Regions from separate parts of the Homo sapiens genome. Here region 1 is linked to region 2. Evidence: read pairs that join two places in POLR2A ChIA-PET (ENCODE). Cell type or tissue: PC-9. All regions are shown on one strand. Each heading gives the region's core, and the rest is flanking DNA. Links, peaks and the distances in the headings are about the cores only. Region 1 overlaps PAPSS2 (3'-phosphoadenosine 5'-phosphosulfate synthase 2). Region 2 holds the start of GLUD1 (glutamate dehydrogenase 1).

Region 1 (5,000 bases), core at 1-5,000, 620 kb before region 2:
GAGAATCACTTGAACCCAGGAAGCGGAGGTTGCAGTGAGCCAAGACTGTGTGACTGCACTCCATCCTGGGCAAAAGAGCGAGACTTTGTCTCAAAAACAAACAAACAAACAAAAAAAAGTAAGCAGATGAGAAAATATACAATAAGATTTTAGATGGAATTATATTGCTCAATGCTGCTGCATTTATGGAAAAAGACTCTGATCCCAATCCCAACATACTAGACTAAGGTGCTGCTGCCCACCTGTGCACATGAACATCCACTAAAATTTAATTTGTCTATAGAGACAGTTTTGTTTCCTCTAGTTTGACTGTTTCTTCTCCACACAGGCAGAGATCCACAGTAAACTCCAAGCTCTGTTAATCTTCTAGGGGAACTTTGTTACGATCTTGATCATTGTCTCCCCAGCAAGTTCTTCGTTTTTCGAAAACAGTTCAAAATTAATTAGAAGGAATGACTCTAACATAGTATTTAATCTCTGAACTTTTGGTCTTTGATAACTGCATTTAAATTTTCTATTACTCCAGCAATGTTTAAACAAATAAATAAATACTTTCGGATGGCCAGGTACTGGGCTCTTTTGGTTCAGTCAAATATTTTATTCCTATTTATTTCAAAATCACCCTTGAGGTTTTGCAAAAGGCAAACAAATAGAAGCAGATATTTTGAATTATACTTGAACTGCAAGGGGGCAGAGTGGCCAAAAACTTTTCTTTTTCTTGTTGAAAGCTGTACTCTCTGCCAAAGAGCCTATGATGTTCTAAGCTTTGGAAAGAAAGTGACTGTCAGAAAAAGGATTCTCTCTATAGAAAGCAAAACACATGTTAAAGGAAAAAATGTCTGTCTTGCTGTGTGTACATAGAGAACACACAGACATCCTCGGCATCCCATCTAACTCTGCCCCTTATCAGGAAGTGGTCCAGAAACCCCAAAGTTAGTGGCATACTTCTATACTGGGTCCCTAAGACAATTTTGCAAAAATCTCTACCTTCTTCCCACTACTGGCCCAGAAAAACTCTCTGTAGCATGCATCGGAGTAGCATGAGTATCGATTTTGGAGTCAAGCAGACCTGGATTTGAAACCTGCTTCACGGCTGATTTGCTCTGTGACCTGGAGCAAGTTATTAACATCTCTGAACCTCCTTATCTTTCTCTGTAAAATGGGGATAAGAATATTTTTTTCCTAGGATTGCTGAAAGGATTAAATAAGAATTATCTAGATAAAATAGCAAAGAAAATACCAGACTCATGGTAGGATGTTGGATCTGATCAGTCCAGGTGGCATTTAATCTAGTCTGGAGAAGTGATGGTAGTTTGAATTCTAAATCACCCAGGTTTAAAAGGGTTCTGGGGATCTGGGTCTACTCTAACCCAAGTCTGGGGAGGATGTGGCACTCATGATCGAATCAGACAATGGATAGGACTGCACCAGTTTTACACACACACACACACACACACACACACACACACACACACGCAATGTTGTTGTCATTATTGCTGCTCTGTATTAAAGCCCGGCTGGGACGTACCCTACACTAAGGTTCACCAATTTGCAGTGTCATTCTACTGCAAACTTACTGCCCTTGTCCTGGCTGTCACAGAGTCATGAACACTTCGTTACCTAGATGGAGGATGGCCTTTGCCCTGGGTTTGACCCATTAGAGTCCAGGCCTTGTCACAAAGCCCAGGGTGGCATGTGTGTCTCTGCCAGGCTCACCCCTCACTCCCATTGGTGGCACAGAAAGAGGACTGCCAAAGTGGCTCCTAGAACTCAGGTGAAGTGCCGAGGGTCGTGACAGGGAGCCTCAGCCTTGATTTTGCGTGACTACAAGAGAAGTAACCTGGGGAAAAGACTAGATGGTTTCATGGTGGGGCGGGGCATTTCCAGAGCCAAATCCAAGCATGTGTCCCAGGGAGGAGTGTCATGGAAGGGAGGAGGAGTCTTGGGGAATGAAAAAGCCCTAAACCAGGTGTCTGGTGGAGCTTACCAAAGCCCAAAGCTTTTGTTCTGAGATGTTCATAATGTCTCAATTAAAAAAAACAAGCACGTGCCCTTGAATCCCCTCTGTACCCTACTCCTTCCCAGGCAGTGCAAACAAATCCACTTTACTTCTCTCTTTACAACTCCACTCCGCCCTGTTTTAACTTGGCCCTCATTGCCACTGGTCTCTGCTTTCATTGCTCCCTTGCTGATTAAACGTGTTCCAAATCTTCCCGCTCCTCAGTGTGCAGTTTGAAGATTCATTTAAAGACCCATTTTCAGAAAGTTGCAACCCCAGTGATTGCCCTATCAGGCCCATGGTAGGAGCTCCACTTCCACGTGCATTATCTCATTTATTGCTCAAAACCTGGGAGCCATAGAGACTGAGCATTGTGATCCATTTACAGATCTGAAAACTACTGCTCAGAGATATTGGGAAGGGGGCTGAAGTCCCACAGCCAGAAGACACAGGATGTAGCCAGGTTTAAGTCTGGGTCTTATTTCTGCATAGACAGGACTCCTAGTTTCCAGTCCCAGTTATGTGAGCTCTTTGTCACAGCTTCCTCCCTGAGGATTGAAGGAGATAATATATAATAAGGCTTTTCATACTACACTATAATGTAAACAATTTAAAAATCATTCTCACTTCATCTTCATTACTTAACATGAGTAGCTTCAAATGTTTCACAATTATATATTTATTCCTTTCCGATTAGTTCTTTTGAATATACAACCCAAAGTGAAATTATTGAGTATCAAAACTTATAAACTATTTTGTAGGTCTCATTGTATACTGCCAGTTCATTTTCCAAGTGACAAAACCAAGTTACCAGGCTACCACGATATACCCACTTCTAAATATTCAATGACTTTTTTGTGTTTGTATTTTTACTGTTTTTTCCCCCAGGTTGATTTGTACTTATTTTGGTAAGAATATGCCTTTTTCTGTGTAATAAGTTACTTAGGCCATTCGTGTGTTTGCCTCTTTGATATTAATTAACTACAATCTGGACAATGATCTCATCCACTTTTTAAAACTATGTTTTGGGCTGGGTGCGGTGACTCATGCCTATAATCCCAGCACTTTAAGAGGTCAAGGTGAGAGAATCGCTTGAGTCCAGGAGATAGGAACCAGCCTGGGGAACGTAGTGAGATACTATCTCTAGAAAAAAATTTAAAAATTAGCTGGGTGTGGTGGCACGTGCCTATAGTCCCAGCTATGCAGGGAACTGAGGTGGGAGGAGATTGCTTGAGCCCAGGAGGTCAAGGGTGCAGTGAGCCCTTATCATACTACTGAACTCCAGTCTTGGCAATGGAGTGAGACCTTGTCTGAAAGAAAGAGAGAGAGAGAGAGAGAGAGAGAGAGAAAGAAAGAGAAAGAAAGAAAGAAAGAAAGAAAGAAAGAAAGAAAGAAAGAAAGAAAGAAAGAAAGAAAGAAAGAAAGGAAGGAAGGAAGGAAGGAAGGAAGGAAAAAAGAAAGAAAGAAAGAAAAAAGAGAAAGGAAGAAAGGAAGAAAGAAAGAAAAAAGAAAAAAGAAAGAAAATTATTATATAAATAAAAACATATTTTGGTGCTTCTTTTTTCTATGCTTTGTATCATAACATTTTTACTAATTATATAATAATATATACTTTTTGTTCACTTGCTCCCCTTTTGGTATGTACTTTATTATATATCACATTATATCTATTATATCATATTAAAGAGTATTTTATGAATATACAGAAATATTCCTGTTGTTGGTGTCTTCCATTTGATCATTAATCATACATACCTGGGCCAAAAATACTCTTCAAACTTCTAGCTACCTCGATACAATTAAACTGTACCAATTTTTAAAATATGAAATTATTATAATTTATTATGTGCTTACATGGATCGATTTTATTTCTTTTCCATCATTACATCCAGCAATCTCAAATATATTATAATTTATTTCCCTTCTACTTTGGATATCTTTTGGTAGTTTGAAACTATTTCTAGAATTCTTATGTAGTTATAATTAACTTTTCTACTTTTAGTGTAGACATCTATGGTTCTGATAGTTGTTTTTCTAACGTGTTTTAAAATTTCAAAAATATAAAATTCATTCTTTTTTCTTTTTTTTTTTTTTTGAGACAGGGTCTCACTCTGTCACCCAGGCTGCAGTGCAGTGGTGTGATCCTGGCTCACTGCCGCCTCCACGTCTCCGGCTCAAGCGATCCTCCCATCACAGCCTCCTCAGTAGCTGGGACTACAGGCACAAGCCACTGTGGCTGGCCAATTTTTGTATTCTTTTGTAATGTAGAGCAACTGCCACATTACCTGGGCTGGTCTAGAACTCCTAGACTCAAGTGATTCTCCTGCCTCAACATCCCAAAGTGCTGGGATTACAGGCATGAACCACTACACCCAGACAAAAAGCTCATTCTTTAAAAGAAAATTTTCCATTTTAGTTCATTCCACATTCTCTCATGGAATTGAAATTATGCAAGTTTTGTTGCGAACATAAAATGACTCACTATAATTTTCTCTGCCAGTTTCTCTGATTCTCAAATGATCTCAACATTATAATACAGAAAAATGAATCATTATCCAAGGATGTTCATAGCAATATTATCTAAAATAGTGAAATCAGAAACAATAAAAATGTCCATCAATTAACTAGATTATGGCACATCCATATGATTAATAGGTAAGAAAACAGCTTACAGAGTGAGTTAACATTAATCTCGTTAAAATATATGTATTTATATGTATAAGGCTATATAGAAAAAAGTCTGAAAATCATGGAAAAATGCTAATAGTGATAATAATCATCTTGAAGGTTAGGTCATTTTAGGTAACTATTTTCCTTCTCTTCTCTATATTCTAGTTTTCAATATTAAATTTGGAAATAAATATATATTTAAAATATAAAGAATTTCTCAACCAGAAAATGGAGAGGCCAAAATAGTTTGATTCTTTTTTTTTTTTTTTTAGTGGCATGATCTCGACTCACTGAAACCTCTGCGTCCCGGGTTCAAGTGATTCTCCCGCCT
Region 2 (17,309 bases), core at 6,876-11,875:
CCTGGCCAGCACAGCGAAACCCCGTCTCTACTAAAAATGCAAAAATTAGCCGGGCGTGGTGGCGCGGGCCTGTAATCCCAGCTACCCCGAGGCTGAGGCAGGAGAATCGCTAGAACGAACCCAGGGAGGTGGAAGCTGCAGTGAGCCGAGATGGTGCCACTACACTCCCGCCTGGGCGACAGAGCAAGATTCCATCTCAAATAAATAAATAAAATAAAAAATAAATCATATACTGAACCATTTAACAAATACATATATTCCTGAGAAAGAATTTCCTGGGGGCATTATCGCATTTCTAGTTTCCTTATTTTAGACTATTTCAGAGGGAGATAGGGTCTCCCTCTGTTGCCCAGGCTGGGGTGCAGTGGAGCTATCGTAGCTCACTGCAGCCTCGAACTCCTGGGCTCAAGCCATCCTCCAGCCTCGACCTCCCAAAGTGCTAGGACTAAAGGCGTGAGCCACCGCGCCGGGCCGGAGCCTCTGTCTGCAAAGGTGAAGCAGTCAGTACTGTGGGGCGACACAACCACGACGTGCGTAACTATGCGATCTCCACACTGCGGAGCAGTTGAACGGGACAATAAAAGCTCGCGTGGTGAGAGCTTGTGGGCGAGTGACTCCCTTCCAGCTCACGCCAGCCACGCATAATCCAACTCCGGGTGCCACGCCGCTCTCTGCAGCCCTGGCTGGTGACGCCGAGCCCTCAGCCCGGCCTTACGCGGCGGCGGCTCTGCCTCGCTTTCCTGCCCACGTGTCAGCCCCTGCACGCCCGGCCCCGGCCTGAGGCCGCCAGAGGACAGGCCAGGGTGGGCCGCCCGTTCCGAGGGCGCGCGGGCGGAAAGGAGGGGCGCCCGTGACTCACATGACCCGGTCCCCGACCAGACCGCCAAGCCTCACCCACGCGGCGCTCGGGGGGACTCGGCCTCTGAGCGCCCTACAGAGGCCAGCCCCCGACCCCGACCTCCCTGGGCTACCCCCAACCCCCCTGAGGGACCCCCGCGGCGCACATACCTGAGAGCCCCGCCGGAGGCGGGTGCGGCCTCCGGGCAAATCCGGCCGCCCGTGGGCCCGCCCCGACCCGCCCCGACCCGCCCCGACCTTCCCCTCCCTGCCCCTCCCGTCCGTTCCCCTCCACTCTCCTCCCCGCCCTTCCTCTCCCCTCCCCTCCCTTCCCCACTGGCGCGCGAGCGTGCGCGCCGAGCCCGCCCGCGCCTGCGCGCCCCCGACGCCCCGCCGGCGCGCGCTGCCGCCAGCGAGGCCCGGGGAGGCCGCGGCGGAGGCGGAGGCCCGGCGCCCTGGGCGGCGCCCTGTCCCCGAAGTCCGTCCTCCCCGTTAGGTGGCGAGCGCCCGAGGGGAGGGGACAGCCGGGCAAGCAGGAAGCTGCGGCTTAAAAGGGCAACCCGCGCGGGACCCTTCCTCCCTAGTCGCGGGGAGTCTGAGAAAGCGCGCCTGTTTCGCGACCATCACGCACCTCCCCTCCGCTTGTGGCCATGTACCGCTACCTGGGCGAAGCGCTGTTGCTGTCCCGGGCCGGGCCCGCTGCCCTGGGCTCGGCGTCCGCCGACTCGGCCGCGTTGCTGGGCTGGGCCCGGGGACAGCCCGCCGCCGCCCCGCAGCCGGGGCTGGCATTGGCCGCCCGGCGCCACTACAGCGAGGCGGTGGCCGACCGCGAGGACGACCCCAACTTCTTCAAGATGGTGGAGGGCTTCTTCGATCGCGGCGCCAGCATCGTGGAGGACAAGCTGGTGGAGGACCTGAGGACCCGGGAGAGCGAGGAGCAGAAGCGGAACCGGGTGCGCGGCATCCTGCGGATCATCAAGCCCTGCAACCATGTGCTGAGTCTCTCCTTCCCCATCCGGCGCGACGACGGCTCCTGGGAGGTCATCGAAGGCTACCGGGCCCAGCACAGCCAGCACCGCACGCCCTGCAAGGGAGGTGAGCGTCGGCCGGGCCCCGTCCCGCCCTCCCTGCCTCCCCTGCGGCCCTCCCCTCCGGCCTCCTGCCGGTGCGGGGCCGCTGCTCAGCCCAGCCCAGCCCAGCTGGAGCGGGCCGGGTCCCCGCCCGGGTCACCCCGCCTCGGATGTGGCCGGCTCTGTGGATGGTGATTTTTCCGCCTTAAAATCATCATGCGATTGGCCTGCCCCCTCCCCCGCGCCGTCACCCCGGGCCTCTGTATATGCTGATCTTGCATGCAGAGTAGACGCTGCACCGGTCTCCTTTTGGTCCCGGTGTCTGTGTCACACACGGCGGGTCCTGCCGAAATGCACTTCTAGGAAAGGGAATGACCTGCCCGTGTGATAATGCCTCGTCAGTGTTCTTGGGCTTTTGTGAGTCTCCCCTAAATGCAAGCTGTCAAATTATTTTCTGGTATTTGTTCACTCCTGTTCCAATAGTGACAGATGATATCCGAACATAGAAAATGACTTGGCTTCTAAGTTTGAAATCTAGACAGTTTTATTAACCAAAGGAATTTACTAATCACGCGTTAATCGTTTCAATTAAGTAATTTTCCCATTCTGACAAGTTCTGTTTTATACCAAAAAAAAGGAAAAACACAAAAAAATCACAAGCAATGTAATATCTCTGACAAATAAACACCTGGCGTCCTGACAGTAAATTTACAGGTTGTAGGCTGCGGATGGCCAGCCAGCCAATGGAATGAAATAGCTCTGGGGGTGTGTACTGGTCCTGGCTAGCCCTGAATTTGAGCTTCAGGAAAAATATAGTACGTGAAGAAAGGGGTCAGATAATGTTTGGTAGTCACTGGGTTATCCTGTGGTTTAAATCATTTAATGTCTGTAGATTTGGCCTCTGTAGTCAGATTGCTTTCTTCGAGCAAATAAGAGCTTTTTTCCCCCCAATACATTGCATCATACCTCTTTAGTAACATAAAATGGAAAGGACAAACCACTTTTGTCTACTGTAAAAAAGAAAAATTATATGGAATAAAGAGCCCAGGGAGGCGAGGAGTCTTGTTGGAGGTGGATTGGCTGAGAAGCACAGAGGATGTTGGGCTAGACCCATGTCTCAGTAAACCTGGTTCTGTGGTCTTTCAGTTATGCCCGCTGACTTATGAGGATTTTTAGAAATCCTCTCTGTACCGGAAAAAACTTGAGCGGTGCTGGTGTTCCCAGCAGGGGGGACAAAGGTTGTTTTTAAAGATTTACTAAATTTGCATTGACCCCGCCCACTTCTAGGACTTAACTTTGGAGCTTAATTATCCCCTAGCTCTGGTTGCCTCAGCCAAAACCAATGTTTGAACCACTTTGACCTCTGATTTCCTTTCTAGCTTCAAAATTGTATAAAATGTACACACCGTCAGTCTCCTACATTTGCCTGCCTTCTTCCTACCACTCCCTTATTATCCAAACCAGGAAAACAAGTTCAGACTCCAAAGAAAGGCAAATAAGGATGTTGGAGGAAGTTCAGGCAATGTTTAGCAAATATTGAGTTGCATCGTTTTCTTAAAACGGACATCAAGTTTATTTTTTACTATCTTGCTGGCAGCATTTGCCAGTCCTTTAAAAGGTGTACAGATAAATCAGTGTATGTGGTTTTCTGCAGGATGATTTGGTCTCTGAAATCCTTTTTCTTCGATTCTTCAGATGCCCAGCTCTCTCCTGTTTTTATAAGTCGCAGCTCCGCAAACTCACTGAAGCAACTCGTTTACCATAGTTTGTGAGTCCTCTTTCTCTTGTTGCCACAGCAGTTTTAATGCCAAAATATTGAACCTAGCAACAAATTGGGTCAGCCATACCAAAGCACTGTTACTGTAGCACTTGCTTGTACTAGAGTGTAAGATACAATTTTCTGTTCCGTTTATCCCATTTACAAAAAAACATGCTATTAACCCCCAGCATATAAACAGGGAGAAACTGAATTGTTACTAGTAAACTGTTGCAAGCATTGATAGAACATCAAAGAAAATTGGCCTCTACAAAGTGACAAATTTATTATCTTCAGGAATTTGAAAGGCTTTCTGGATTGGGGAAGATTACATAGCTATGAAAGCCCTTAAATATTTTAGTTTGCTTAATAAACAGTATACTAAACAGATGATCAGCAAAATTTGGGTACTATAGCCTTCCATGCTTTGTGTTCAAGACATCCCCAGATCTATCTACCCATTTATCACCCTTGTTTGCAGAGAATGTGCATTGTAAGAGAGACAGGTCTTCTTTCTTAAAGCTTTTTTAACGTCTAAGAAATTGTTAACCTTTGTAGTCCCACTCTAGTCTTAGAAACACAGAATATATTAGGTGATTGAGATTTTTTTAAATGCTTTGGATAATCCCTATGAAATTCTGTCTTTCCCTCTTAAACATATTTTAACACGTTCTTCTTACCTCTCCCCACTAACCTGTCTTCTCTCCCATTGGTTCTTTGCCAAAAAAAAAAACCTCATCTGCCTCTCTCCACCCTTTTACCAACCTTCAGCTTTCTGTATCTCATTTTCCCTCAAGAACAACCTTATCCCTGAGTTTTCTAAATTAAAATTCTTGAGGTTGAAGCAAAGCAACAATCTAGCAATAATCTCTAAGGGAAACAGATGGTTATAAGACTTGGTGGCTGATGTGTACTTTTTCCAAGTAAATATTTAATAATACACACTGTTTTTGTGCTTTTCTTTTCCCAGTTACTACATGTACCTGAGGCCGTTAGATTTGTCTGTGTTAAGGATTTGAAAGGGTAAGCTAAAGGATCTGAAGGGAAGTTTAAGTGAGGCCTTAAAAATATTTCCAGCAAAGGGGCATAGTGTGAGAATATGCGACTGATTTGAGAAGACTGGTTCAAAAGTTCTGGTGGGTTTGGAAATATTATCAAAGATTGTTCTATTAACTTTCCCAGAGTAAATTATCTGTATTTCATTTGCTATGGTTCTGCCTGAGACCAGTCTACCTTTTTAGAAGGAAGTTTATTGTTTTAAAGTCAGTTTGGAGGGAAAGTACAGATTGATAATAGCAATTTATTGATGGTAGGAGTCAATTAACTTTCTCTTCCAGTCTGCCCCCCCCCAGTTGTCTTGATATTAAAACTATTAAAATTCCCTATCACTGATGCTACTATCATAAAATTTTCTAAAATTATCATAATTTACATATAGTTGATGGACCGTAGATGGAGTTCTCTCATACATTGACCCTAAGTCTTTTAATTACAAATATTAGTACCCAAAAAAGTGTACCCTATATTAATCCAGTAACTAGTTTTTAAAAGTCAAAATGCCAGAAGGAAACAGTGGAATCTTGATGACATAATGCAAGGGAAGACCGGAGTCAATGCAGTGTTAAAGACGCCCTCAGCCTCTGGGATGTCATTGTTTAGCGCTTAAGGGAAGACTATAGAAAGCACTGATACTGATTTAAAATGAGATATTTCTCTGCCTTCACTGGGGGAAAAAATGTTTCTGACTTATTTTGCTGTGCTCAATTGACAACCATCAAAACTTAGGTAACTTTTAATAAACTCACAGTTTCTAATATTTTTAAGTGGCTGTGTGTCTGCATCTGCTGCCACAGATAAAATATAACCTTTGTAGGTGAATTTAATTTAGGACTTTTCTGAAAGTTCAGTCAGAGGATAGGTAATTTGTGTGTCTTTTAAAAGCACTTAGCCCCGAGGTTGTTGTTTTTAATACATCTTATTTAAATACGGAAATGTGTTGCCCTTATGCCTTTTTATTTCATGGAAGCCAAATGCGTCTTTTCTCCCAAAGTATACTAGAAAATGAAGACGCTTGGTAATGGTAGTGATCTGTACATCAGATTTCAGTCTTTCTGTCACTTGCGTGTATGAATCCATTTAGCAAGTTTGCTTTTGGCAGTAAAGCCCCACGTGCAGGAAGACAAACAGCTGCTCACTCATTATCCAAAGTATACTTTGTAAGAATTAGGGCATCAAAAATTGGATCCTAAGCACCAATATATATTAAAGTTCAGTACAACTTGTAGTGTTTAAGTACAAGAAATAAAAATTGAGCCTGAACTTTTGGCATATAGTGGGAAGAAATTAGGTTTACCGCTGTTAATAATTCAGAGTGCTTAGGAAAATCGGTTTTTATTTACTTATGTTAAAAATACTAAGGGTTCTGTAACCATTAAAAACTAAAATACTAACCTGTAGATGTTGAAAAAATCCTAGACACTAGTCTCTGCCACGTGACTGTTCTTCTTTTCTATTTATTTTACCCAATAATTAGGCTTTTACAATGTAAGTAATAAAGAGAAAAATCTCTAGTATCACTTTAGAGCACATTGATTCATAAATAGCCCATAAATTTTGTACTCAGCAACCCATAAAATACACATGCATGATTCACATAATCAAATAGTAACGAAAGTTACAAAATGAAAAGTGAAGCAGCTCTACCCCAAGTCCTTCCCCCAATATAACCATGAACAGTCTTAAATCTAATGCCGCTGTCTAAAACTGACTAGTTATTCAAATGAATCAATATTTTCCCCTTTCCAGAGGCAGAAATTAATACAGATTCAAGTGTTCACTATCAAGTCGGAATTGTTAATATGTGAAATACTACTGTTAAAGGCAGGAAAGGCTTTATTAAGGACAAGAAGACAAACTAGGAGAAGGAGCTACTCAAGACCTTCCGATTATCTTTACAAAAAGGCAACTACACCTAGAAGATTCTGCAGCCACACACATTCTGCCTTCACTTGAGGTCAACTGCCTTCACCAAGGTCAGATATTAGCAAAGGCTAACATTTATTCAGCTCTGTGTGTGCCAGGCATTTTATTAAGAACTTTTCATGCATCATCAGTTCTATGCCTTATAGCAACAATGCATGTAAGAACTTTTCATGTATCATTGCTTTTATGCCTCATGCAATACACTGTTGTCCCTGATTTCCAAATGTGGCTACTAAGGTTGAGGAGTGAAGTGTCCTTTGGCAGGGTGACACAGCTAGTACGTAGTGGAGTTGAGGTTCAGATTCTGGGCATCTGATTCCAGCACCCACCTTAATCATTGTTGTCTGGGATTTATTTATGCAAAAAGTTACAAATTGTATCTTAGGCTTTTAATTGTAAGCGCTGATTGAGAACCACTTCATGCCATTGACACAATGCTTCCTAATACTTTGGATCATAGATACCTTTGAAATTTCTGTTAAAAGCTATTAGAAGACCTACCTTCTTCCTAGAAAAATACATATTCAAACAGCTTTGCATATAAAACTCAGCATAGATGATATCTCTAGAGGTCCATTTATTCTAATTGCTAAGGAAATGAAATAACCTTTTTCCCCTACACCCAACTCCGAAGACCTGAAATAACATTTTAAACAGTTTTCCATCAAAAGAGGTTTGAAGACTTTGGTGTTTAAGAGATTAATGTGTTAGCCAGAACAACTCATTTCTCTACCAGTGTGTAGTCCATTTATCTTTAAAGATTTTCTATTGAATAATTTTGAAATTACTTTCTTAGTTTTCTTCATTAAAAACTAAGAAAATGCTTTGTTTATTATGAATTGCTATTTCTCTTGATTATTATTCTTGGAGAAAGTCTATCAGACGTAATTCTTCTGATTTGCTTCTAGGCTAGAGGAAAATGTGAAAGATGACAAATGAAAATTTCAAAGGTTGTCAGTAGTATGACTTCTTTTATCGTTTGTCATTATCACAAATATATCAACATAGGACTTTTAAAAGATATTTTGTACATATTGGGCCTTAGTAGGATTTTGCATGAATTTTTTTTTTCTTTTATGCCAAGAGAGAAAGAGCAAAGAAATAACCAAGGGTGATGTACTCGTATTGAAGGTTTACCAAATAAGGACTGCTTTTATTATGAACTATAGTCTATATTCTAAGTAAATCAATTTTTCTATTATGTGTTTTTTGTTCCTGCAGGCAAGATCTCTGAACTTTATGCAGAGGGTTCTTTTAAAAAAACAAAGTTGAATTTTTTTATTTCTTGGAATATTTTTTTTCATTGATTTCTCCCAAGTAGAGCAGATTCAAATCTCCTTTGTACCCTATGTCTTTTTTGTTTTGCTATAAGCTCAGTATTCCATTTCTACATTTTCCTTTCCTAGAACCAGTCAATAAATGACAAAAAAAAAAACAAAACAAAGTAAATCATGTGTTGTTGCAGTAGGAGTTCAAGGAAACCAAGGACAATCTTGTTTGTTTATTTGTTTTTTTGTTTGTTTTTTTTTTGAAACAGAGTTTTGCTCTTGTTGCCCAGGCTGGCATACAGTGGCGCGATCTTGGCTCACTACAACCTCTGCTTACCAGGTTCAAGCAATTTTCCTGCCTCAGCCTACCAAGTAGCTGGGATTACAGGCATGCACCACCTCACCTAGCTGATTTTTGTATATTTAGTAGAGACAGGGTTTTGCCATGTTGGTCAGGCTGGTCTCGAACTCCCGACCTCATGTGATCAGCCCACCTCGGCCTCCTAAAGTGCTGGGATTACAGGCGTGAGCCACCGTGCCTGGCAGACAGACAGTCTTGATGTGGGAACAGAGAAGGCTGGATAGGAGTTGGATAAGGCCATTTCAGATAAAGAGGGGGTGGCTTCACCCAAGGCAGGAAGTGGAACTGTGTGTAAGGGGGTCATGAGGACAAACTACATTTGTAAATAATGAGAAATAAGGGCTTGTGACAGTAAATATATTTGGTCTCTTTGCCTGGTTCCCAACACAGAGCTCCTGAATGTCGCAAATTCCTGAGTGATAGGAGCATCTTTTGTTCTAACTAGGACACTCTTAATGGGCTTCTGGGTAGCTTCAAGGTGGGGACTAGTCACCAAAAAGACCAAGCCATAATTAGAAATTTGGAACTTTCAGTCCCACCCTTTGACCTCTGGAGATTGGAAAGGGGCTGAAGATTGAGTTTAATCAGCAATCAGTCATGCCCTCATAATGGAACCTCTATACAAACCCTAACTGATGGCTGGAGTATGGGGAGAGTTCAGAGAGCTTCCAGGTTGGTGAATGCATCCATGTATGGGTAGGGTGGTACCCTCCAAATTCCAGGGGAACAGAAGCTCCTGCAGTGGGGACATTCCAGACATGGCCCTGTGTACCTCTTCATGTTGCTGTTGATTTGTATCCTTTACATAAGTAACGTTTCCCTGAGTCCTGTGAGCCTTTATAACATTATTGAACCTGAGGAGGGGGCCATGGGAACCCCCTGGTTGGTAGCCAAGTTGGACAGAAGTGTGGGTGCCCTGGGCACCCAAGACTTGGAACTGGCATCTGAAGTAGGGAACAGTCTTGTGCGACTGAGCCCTTGAGCTGTGGGGTCTGTGCTAACCCTGGTAGTCAGTGTCATAACTGAATTGCAGGACACCCAGTTTGTATCTGCAGAGAACTGGAGAACTGCTTAGTGTGGAAAACCCACACATTTGGTGTCAGAAATGTGTGAGAAAAAACAATTTTTTCCTTTTTTTTTTTTTTTTTTTCTTTGAGACGGAGTCTCGCTGTCTCCCAGGCTGGAGTGCAGTGGCGCGATCTTGGCTTACTGCAAGCTCCGCCTCCTGGGTTGATGCCATTCTCCTGCCTCAGCCTCCTGAGTAGCTGGGACTACAGGCGCCCACCGCCACGCTGGCTAATTTTTTTTTTTTTTTGTATTTTTAGTGGAGACGGGGTTTCACCATGTTAGCCAGGATGGTCTTGATCTCCTGACCTCATGATCCGCCCGCCTCGGCCTCCCAAAGTGCTGGGATTACAGGCGTGAGCCACCGCGCCAGGCCAATTTTTTCCTTTTATGTTTGTTGGATGAATAATGATGAATCTAGCAGGGCACAGAAAGCTAGGCAGCAGTGGAACTGAGAATGAAGTTATAGTTAATAGCAGAGAATGAAAAAGAAAAGACAGATAAAACATTTTGAAGAAAGGACAGTAATGTATTCCCAACAGGTAGGATTTACAGGATGAAGGAGAGAAGAGGCAAAGATAACCACAAAATTTCTAGCCTGAGAGACTGGTAGAAAAAAATGGTGGTATCAGGGACAGATGGGGTTATTAAGGAAAAGGATTGGATTTTTAAAATAAAGAAGATCTGGTGTAAAATTATCCTTAGGGAAATTGGAAATCCAGGCACGTACTTCTCTCCATCATGCCCTTGAATAGTGCAGTCCCTCTGCCTGTCCATGCCTCACTTCCCCCTCCCTAGGATTCCTCTGCCTCTCTTAAGACCCATCTCAAATTATCACGTAGACTTGTAAATAATTTATATGAAACTGGATAGCTGAGGTTTCAAGCCTTTATCCCTTTGAAACTTTTTAATAACAAGTTATTGTTACCTTTTACTAAATCCAACTTTATATTCACCATTTTAACTAGCATCATTTCCGATTCCAAGACCTGTTTGGTGTGAAAGTGCAGCTAAGTTACTGTTAATCAAGATCAGAATAAAAGAATCTACCAAGAAAAATTAACAAAATCCCCCTTTTAATGTATAATCTTCCATCTGTCAGGCTGTAAGTTAAATAACACAAAACAAAGCTGTATGTTTTATGGATATGTACATATATAATTGCAGGGAACATGATTTGGAAGGATATACACTTACATTGCTAAGAATAGTCACCCCTAAGGAGAAGACTGGGGTCATAAGTGGAAGTCAAGGGAGTCTTCAGCTTTCTTTTTGTATTTAAATTTTGATAGAAATACATACATATGTGTTATAATTTTAAATTTTTAATGAAAAAAGTATTCTTCCGTTTTTTCTTTGATGTGTCAATAGGTTATATTTTTCTAATATCAGCTAAACATTTGCTTCCCAGAAAGCTTAGTTACCTCTTCAAAATTTATTCAGGTTAAAATAAAAGATTTAGACTGGATTAAAAATCTAAGATGGTATTTGCCTACTTTATACAAAACAGTACATTGATGCTGCTAAAGCAATTAAAGTATAATTTTTCTGGTTTTTTTTTTTTTTTTTGGAGACGGAGTCTCACTCTCTGTCGCCCAGGCTGAAGTGCAATGGTGCAATCTCCACTCATTGCAACCTCGGTCTCCCAGGTTTAAGCGATTCTCCTGCCTCAGCCTCCCCAGTAGCTGGGATTACAGGTGTGCACCACCACGCCCAGCTAATTTTGTTGTGTGTTTAGTAGAGACAGGGTTTCATCATGTTGGCCAGGCTGGTCTCGAACTCCTACCTCAAATGATCTGCCCACCTCAGCCTCCCAAAGTGCTGGGATTACACGCGTGAGCCACCACGCCCAGCCTAAAGTGTGTACTTTTTCTTAGCTCCTATATGCAGTGCTCCTTCCCATGCTGAATGTCTGAATTTTTATCTGAGACGTAGTATTTCAGGTGGTCATTACTTGTGGGTGGTCATTGAGAGTTCCTCCCTGCTTCTAACCTTCCTCTCTTCATTTTAAATTAAGTTACGCTACATTATTGTGGGTTAGAAGGTACATTAATATTAAGTGAAAAAATATAATCTGATGAGTAAGTGGCAAGAGTGTTAACTTATAAATATTAAGAGTTGTTCTGAGGCATTTTTGCTTTTCTGGTGGTTCTGTGCTTCTGGTAGAACTCTTGGTTACTGAATAAATAGTTCCTGAAAAGTGAGAGAGTGCAGCTGGAAATTAGATTTCTGATGAATAAATCAAACCCTATTAAGAGAACCAGGTTCAAGTAATTTTAAAACCACTTGAATTTTCATAAATGTTTTGTTAATGACTAATTATAAAAAACAGTGACTAGCTGGAGGCTTTTGTGTTTGCTTTTGAGTCAGCTAGGAAAAGGAAAAAAAATTCAAGCTTAGTCAATTGTGGTTTTCACTGAATCTTTTTTAAAGTAATGAGCTGGTTTGTTTTCTTCATCACTATAGCAACTTAAGCTAGTTTCTGCTTTTGATTTTTATTTCTCCTAGAGAAACTTAGCATGTACTGCTCATTAGACTTGAGCATACTAAGGAATATCTGTGGTAATTAAGTTAAAAATCAGATCAGTGCTTTGTACTGTATATAGTTGCAGATGTCTGCATTTCACTAATATTCTTTGGAAACATCTGGATACCAGTTAACATAAAATAACTGTTTAGTCAGTTTCTGTTCAGAATAGAAGGAATGATTTAAAAGTTCCCATTGTAGTACATACGTCATTCTATCCCCTGCCCTTCCTCCAGCTTTACTGAGATTGATAAATAATAAACGTCATGGGTGGTGTGTCTTTAGTTTCCTCTGGTGAGCTGAGTGCACAGATTACTTTGTCAGCAGGGTGGCCTTGATTTTTAGGCCATGTTTCTAATGGCATCAGTTCTGTGGCTGACACCTGTGTACCAAGCCCATTCACTGTCTAGCTTAGCCAGCCGTGGACTCCTGCTCTTTGTTAAAAGTATTTACCTTCATTCCTACTAGCACAGTTGACCAAAGACCCAGTTGATCCCAAACACTAGTAATGCATCAATGGAGTCTAACAGAGTTTTAAGATGCGGTGTGTGCGTGTGTGTGTGTGTGTGTGTGTAGAGATGGGATCTCACTATGTTGTCCAGGCTGGTCTTAAACACCTGAGCTCAAGTTCTTCTGCCTCAGCCTCCCAATGTGCTAGGACTACAGGCATGAGCCACCATGCCTAACTGTCTAAGACTTTGGGATACAAAAATATAATTTACTTTCCTCCATTTCTGGAATAAAACATCTCTTCCTTCCTCCTTCTAGTTTCTGTTCTGTGCCCCTGTTTGATCTCTGTTGGTCCTGTTCACCTTCAGCCTTCTCTGCTGAAGGAGGAAAGGCTTGGTTTTATAAAAAGTGACAATATTCAGATCACATAAGATCCTTCTTGCTTCATTTTGGCTTAAATATTTTAAGATTTTCTGATTTTCTTGTATGTGTATGTATTTTCCTATTATTTGACTTTTTTGAACAACTTCAAATTGAGTATATTTGAACGAGAGTAGGCATTCAAAAGTGCTAGGCTTTCCCTGCCTTTCAGAACTTTGAGGTATATGTCACATCATTTTGTCCTTCACATTCTCCAGTTGTGCTAATTTTTCCCAATCCATTGAGTTAAGTAGAGTACCTTCCTTTTTGCAGTCATATTCTTACTTTTTTTTTTTTTTTTAATTTTTTTGAGACAGTCTCAAACTGTTGCCCAGGCTGGAATGCAGTGGTACAATCTCAGCTCTCTGTAACCTCCGCCTTAGCCTTGTGAGTATGGGACTACGGGAATGTGCCACCATGCCCAGCTAATTTTTGTATTTTCAGTAAAGATGGGGTTTCACCATGTTGGCCAAGCTGGTCTCAAACTCCTGACCTCAAGTGATCTGCCCAGCTCGGCCTCCCAAAGTGCTGGGATTATAGGCGTGAGCCACCACATCTGGCCCCTACATAAATCTCTTCGTGTCCCTTAGAATGTAGTTAAGACTTATTTTCAGGTGACAGTATATTTTTGATAGTTATCTTTGGTTTCCAAACCCAGAGAAGGAAGAGTAACTGGCTTCTTCTGTGTGTGGGTACATTGTGTCTTATTGGAGATTGTTTTGTCTCAAGTATTGCTGCAGAGTATTTTATTAATGGGTGCACTTTAAAATTTTTTGTTTTTCAGACTACCAGTTTAGGTAGCCCAGTACTCAATATTTGCCAATTTCTAGAATTAAAAACATGTATGAATCACTGGTTAACTAGAAATTTAAAATGAAAATGTTTCTTCTTTAGCCCAGGCAATATCACTTGCATTCATTTCTATCCCCTCCCTGTCCCTGTTCTGTTGGCTCTGGGGCTTCTTCCACTAAGCTGGTACTTTCTTTATAGCTCCTCCTGTGCTTCCATTCACTAAACCTTTATTGGTTCATAGCCTACAGAAAATGCCTGTGGTGTGAGAGGTAATTTGTGAAACTGCTTCTCTTCACTGTTTAGCAGTTGAGCTCTCTAAATGGGTGTAGCTGGGAAAGAAAACTTAACTTTACAAACAAGAATTCCTGGGTTCCATCCAGCGGAACATGTCTTTTGTTATACACACACAGTTTCTGACTCATGTCATTCCATGACTTATGATAAAATGGACATTTTGTTTACACTTGTGTGGAAGGAGGGGTCTGGTTTCTAATTTTTAATAACATCTATTTCTAGAATATTAGGCTTGCCATTTGAATGCTTCTGTTTGATTTATGAATATCATTGGTTCCAGCAGTTTTTAGCTCCCCACTAAATGCAAGTTAAAATTTTTAAGTTTCTAAGTTAAAAGAAAGTAACATTTCCTCCACTTAAGAAAGCAAGGAAAATTAAAAATAATGTGGTGATGACTTCCACAGGCTCTAAAAGAGCAATGGAAAAAGTGATTTATGTGTGGGAGAAGAAATACTAGTTCTTTTTTTTTTCTTTTTTTTTTTTTTTTTGTATTGATCATTCTTGGGTGTTTCTCACAGAGGGGGATTTGGCAGGGTCATAGGACAATAGTGGAGGGAAGGTCAGCAGATAAACAAGTGAACAAAGGTCTCTGGTTTTCCTAGGCAGAGGACCCTGAGGCCTTCCGCAGTGTTTGTGTCCCTGGGTACTTGAGATTAGGGAGTGGTGATGACTCTTAACGAGCATGCTGCCTTCAAGCATCTGTTTAACAAAGCACATCTTGCACTGCCCTTAATCCATTTAACCCTGAGTGGACACAGCACATGTTACAGAGAGCACAGGGTTGCGGGGTAAGGTCACAGATCAACAGGATCCCAAGGCAGAAGAATTTTTCTTAGTACAGAACAAAATGAAAAGTCTCCCATGTCTACTTCTTTCCACACAGACACGGCAACCATCCGATTTCTCAATCTTTTCCCCACCTTTCCCCGCTTTCTATTCCACAAAACCACCATTGTCATCATGGCCCGTTCTCAGTGAGCTGTTGGGCACACCTCCCAGATGGGGTGGTGGCTGGGCAGAGGGGCTCCTCACTTCCCAGTAGGGGCGGCCGGGCAGAGGCGCCCCTCACCTCCCGGACAGGGCGGCTGGCTGGGTGGGGGGCTGACCCCCCCACCTCCCTCCCGGACGGGGTGGCTGGCCGGGCAGAGGGGCTCCTCACTTCCCAGTAGGGGCAGCCAGGCAGAGGCGCCCCCTCACCTCCCAGAAGAGGCGGCTGGCCGGGCGGGGGGCTGACCCCCCCACCTCCCTCCTGGACGGGGCGGCTGGCCGGGCAGAGGGACTCCTCACTTCCCAGTAGGGGCGGCCGGGCAGAGGCGCCCCCTCACCTCCCGGAAGAGGCGGCTGGCCGGGCGGGGGGCTGACCCCCCCACCTCCCTCCCGGACGGGGCGGCTGGCCGGGCGGGGGGCTGACCCCCCACCTCCCTCCCGGACGGGGCGGCTGGCCGGGCGGGGGGCTGACCCCCCCACCTCCCTCTCGGAGCGGCTGGCTGGGCAGAGGGGCTCCTCACTTCCCAGTAGGGGCGGCTGGGCAGAGGCGCCCCTCACCTCCCGGACGGGGCGGCTGGCCGGGCGGGGGGCTGACCCCCCCACCTCCCTCCCGGACAGGTCGGCTGCCGGGCGGAGAGGCTCCTCACTTCCCAGATGGGGTGGCTGCCAGGCGGAGGGGCTCCTCACTCCTCAGACGGGGCGGCTGCCAGGCGGAGGGGCTCCTCACTTCTCAGACGGGGCGGTTGCCGGGCAGAGGGTCTCCTCCCTTCTCAGATGGGGCGGCTGGGCAGAGACGCTCCTCACCTCCCAGACGGGGTCGCGGCCGGGCAGAGGCGCTCCTCACATCCCAGACGGGGCGGCGGGGCAAAGGCGCTCCCCACATCGCAGACGATGGGCGGCCGGGCAGAGACGCTCCTCACTTCCTAGATGGGATGGCGGCTGGGAAGAGGCGCTCCTCACTTCCTAGATGGGATGGCGGCAGGGCAGAGACGCTCCTCACTTTCCAGACTGGGCAGCCAGGCAGAGGGGCTCCTCACATCTCAGACGATGGGCGGCCAGGCAGAGACACTCCTCACTTCCTAGACGGGGTGGCGGCTGGGCAGAGGCTGCACTCTGGGCACTTTGGGAGGCCAAGGCAGGCGGCTGGGAGGTGGAGGTTGTAGCGAGCCGAGATCACGCCACTGCACTCCAGCCTGGGCACCATTGAGCACTGAGTGAACCAGACACCGTCTGCAATCCTGGCACCTCCGGAGGCCTAGGCTGGCGGATCACTCGCGGTTAGGAGCTGGAGACCAGCCCGGCCAACACAGCGAAATCCCGTCTCCACCAAAAAAATACGAAAACCAGTCAGGCGTGGCGGCGCGCGCCTGCAATCGCAGGCACTCGGCAGGCTGAGGCAGGAGAATCAGGCAGGGAGGTTGCAGTGAGCTAAGATGGCAGCAGTACAGTCCAGCTTCCGCTCGGCATCAGAGGGAGACCGTGGGGAGAGGGAGACCGTGGGGAGAGGGAGAGGGAGAGGGGGAGGGAGAGGGGGAGGGGGAGGGGGAGGGAGAGGGAGAGCACTAGTTCTTAATTAATACATTGTTTTACTATTTCCTGTGAATTTATGTAGAAGTAATGAAACCAAGGTTTATTAAGTCATTTTTTCAAACTCCTGTCAGTTTAGACTTTTTAATTGCTTTGTTACATGCCATTACTTTGTAATACTTGTTATAGCAGTGGTAATAGTTGAGATTTGCCTGTTTGACCACTTGCAGGGCACCGTGCCAGATTCCCCATGTGCGATGTTCCTCGCAGTCGTGACACCCATCCTAGGAGAGTGGCATTAGCACCCCTCCATGCAAGCGGATGGTGCAGGCTGGGTCGCCTGGGCACAGCGCCTTACCATTTCCCTGGCTTAGTGTAGTTATCATTAAATAATATGTGGTATTACTTAGAAGCATTTTGAATAATTTGAAAAGCACATTTTAGTGTTTAAACAATTTTTTTTTTCTTTTTTCTTTTTTTTTTTGAGGAAAGGTCTGGCTCTGTTGCTGGGGTTTAGTGCAGTGACCTGAGCGTAGCTCACTGCAGCCTGCAACTCCTGGGCTCAAGTGACTCTCCTGCCCCAGCCTCCTGAGCATCTTCGACTACACGCACATGCCCCCACGCCCAACTCAATTTTTTTTTTTTTTTAAGATACAAATGATTCATCTTAATATTATTTACAGTTTTTTTTTCCCTTTTCTGTGGGCTTTATCTGACTGGAAATTCTTTTTAAATTTTTTATTTTTTAAATTGACAAATTGTAGATATATATTTATGAGGTACAAAGTAATTTTATGATTTATGAATACAACATTGCATAATTAAGTCAAGCTGATTAACCTGTTCACCACTGGAAACAATTGCAAATAATTATCATTTTTTCTGGTGAAAACATCTGAAATTTACTCAGTGATTTTGAAATGTGCAGTACTTTTTGTTGTTGTTGTAGAAATGAGGTCTCACTATGTTGGCC

Evidence for each region. Peaks named below come from ENCODE experiments on the same cell type or tissue, not always from the same donor. Only the 100,000 strongest peaks of a DNase experiment are listed, where the experiment ranks them.
Region 1: POLR2A ChIA-PET joins it to region 2 with 19 read pairs; 1 of 35 experiments calls an interaction of 5 or more read pairs at or near these places.

What each region holds. Positions count from the first base shown.
Region 1 is chr10:87,699,752-87,704,751 of GRCh38, reverse strand. The region is part of intron 1 of PAPSS2 (3'-phosphoadenosine 5'-phosphosulfate synthase 2); the gene reads right to left. Among named protein-coding and RNA genes, the nearest start is that of PAPSS2, 42 kb to the right of the region's middle. In PC-9, for the core only: no CTCF peak of the experiment used is centred there; a DNase peak (open chromatin) is centred at 3,071.
Region 2 is chr10:87,078,948-87,096,256 of GRCh38, reverse strand. It overlaps GLUD1 (glutamate dehydrogenase 1), which reads left to right and starts at 1,414. Exons shown (of 13, transcript NM_005271.5): 1 at 1,414-1,932. The coding sequence starts at 1,488. It overlaps SHLD2 (shieldin complex subunit 2), which reads right to left and starts at 1,051. Exons shown (of 10, transcript NM_001330112.2): 1 at 1,009-1,051. RefSeq lists enhancers at 401-460, 2,865-3,402, 12,259-12,308 and silencers at 503-760, 681-1,380, 1,501-1,640, 1,841-2,180. In PC-9, for the core only: no CTCF peak of the experiment used is centred there; a DNase peak (open chromatin) is centred at 11,696; H3K27ac peaks cover 1,078 bases.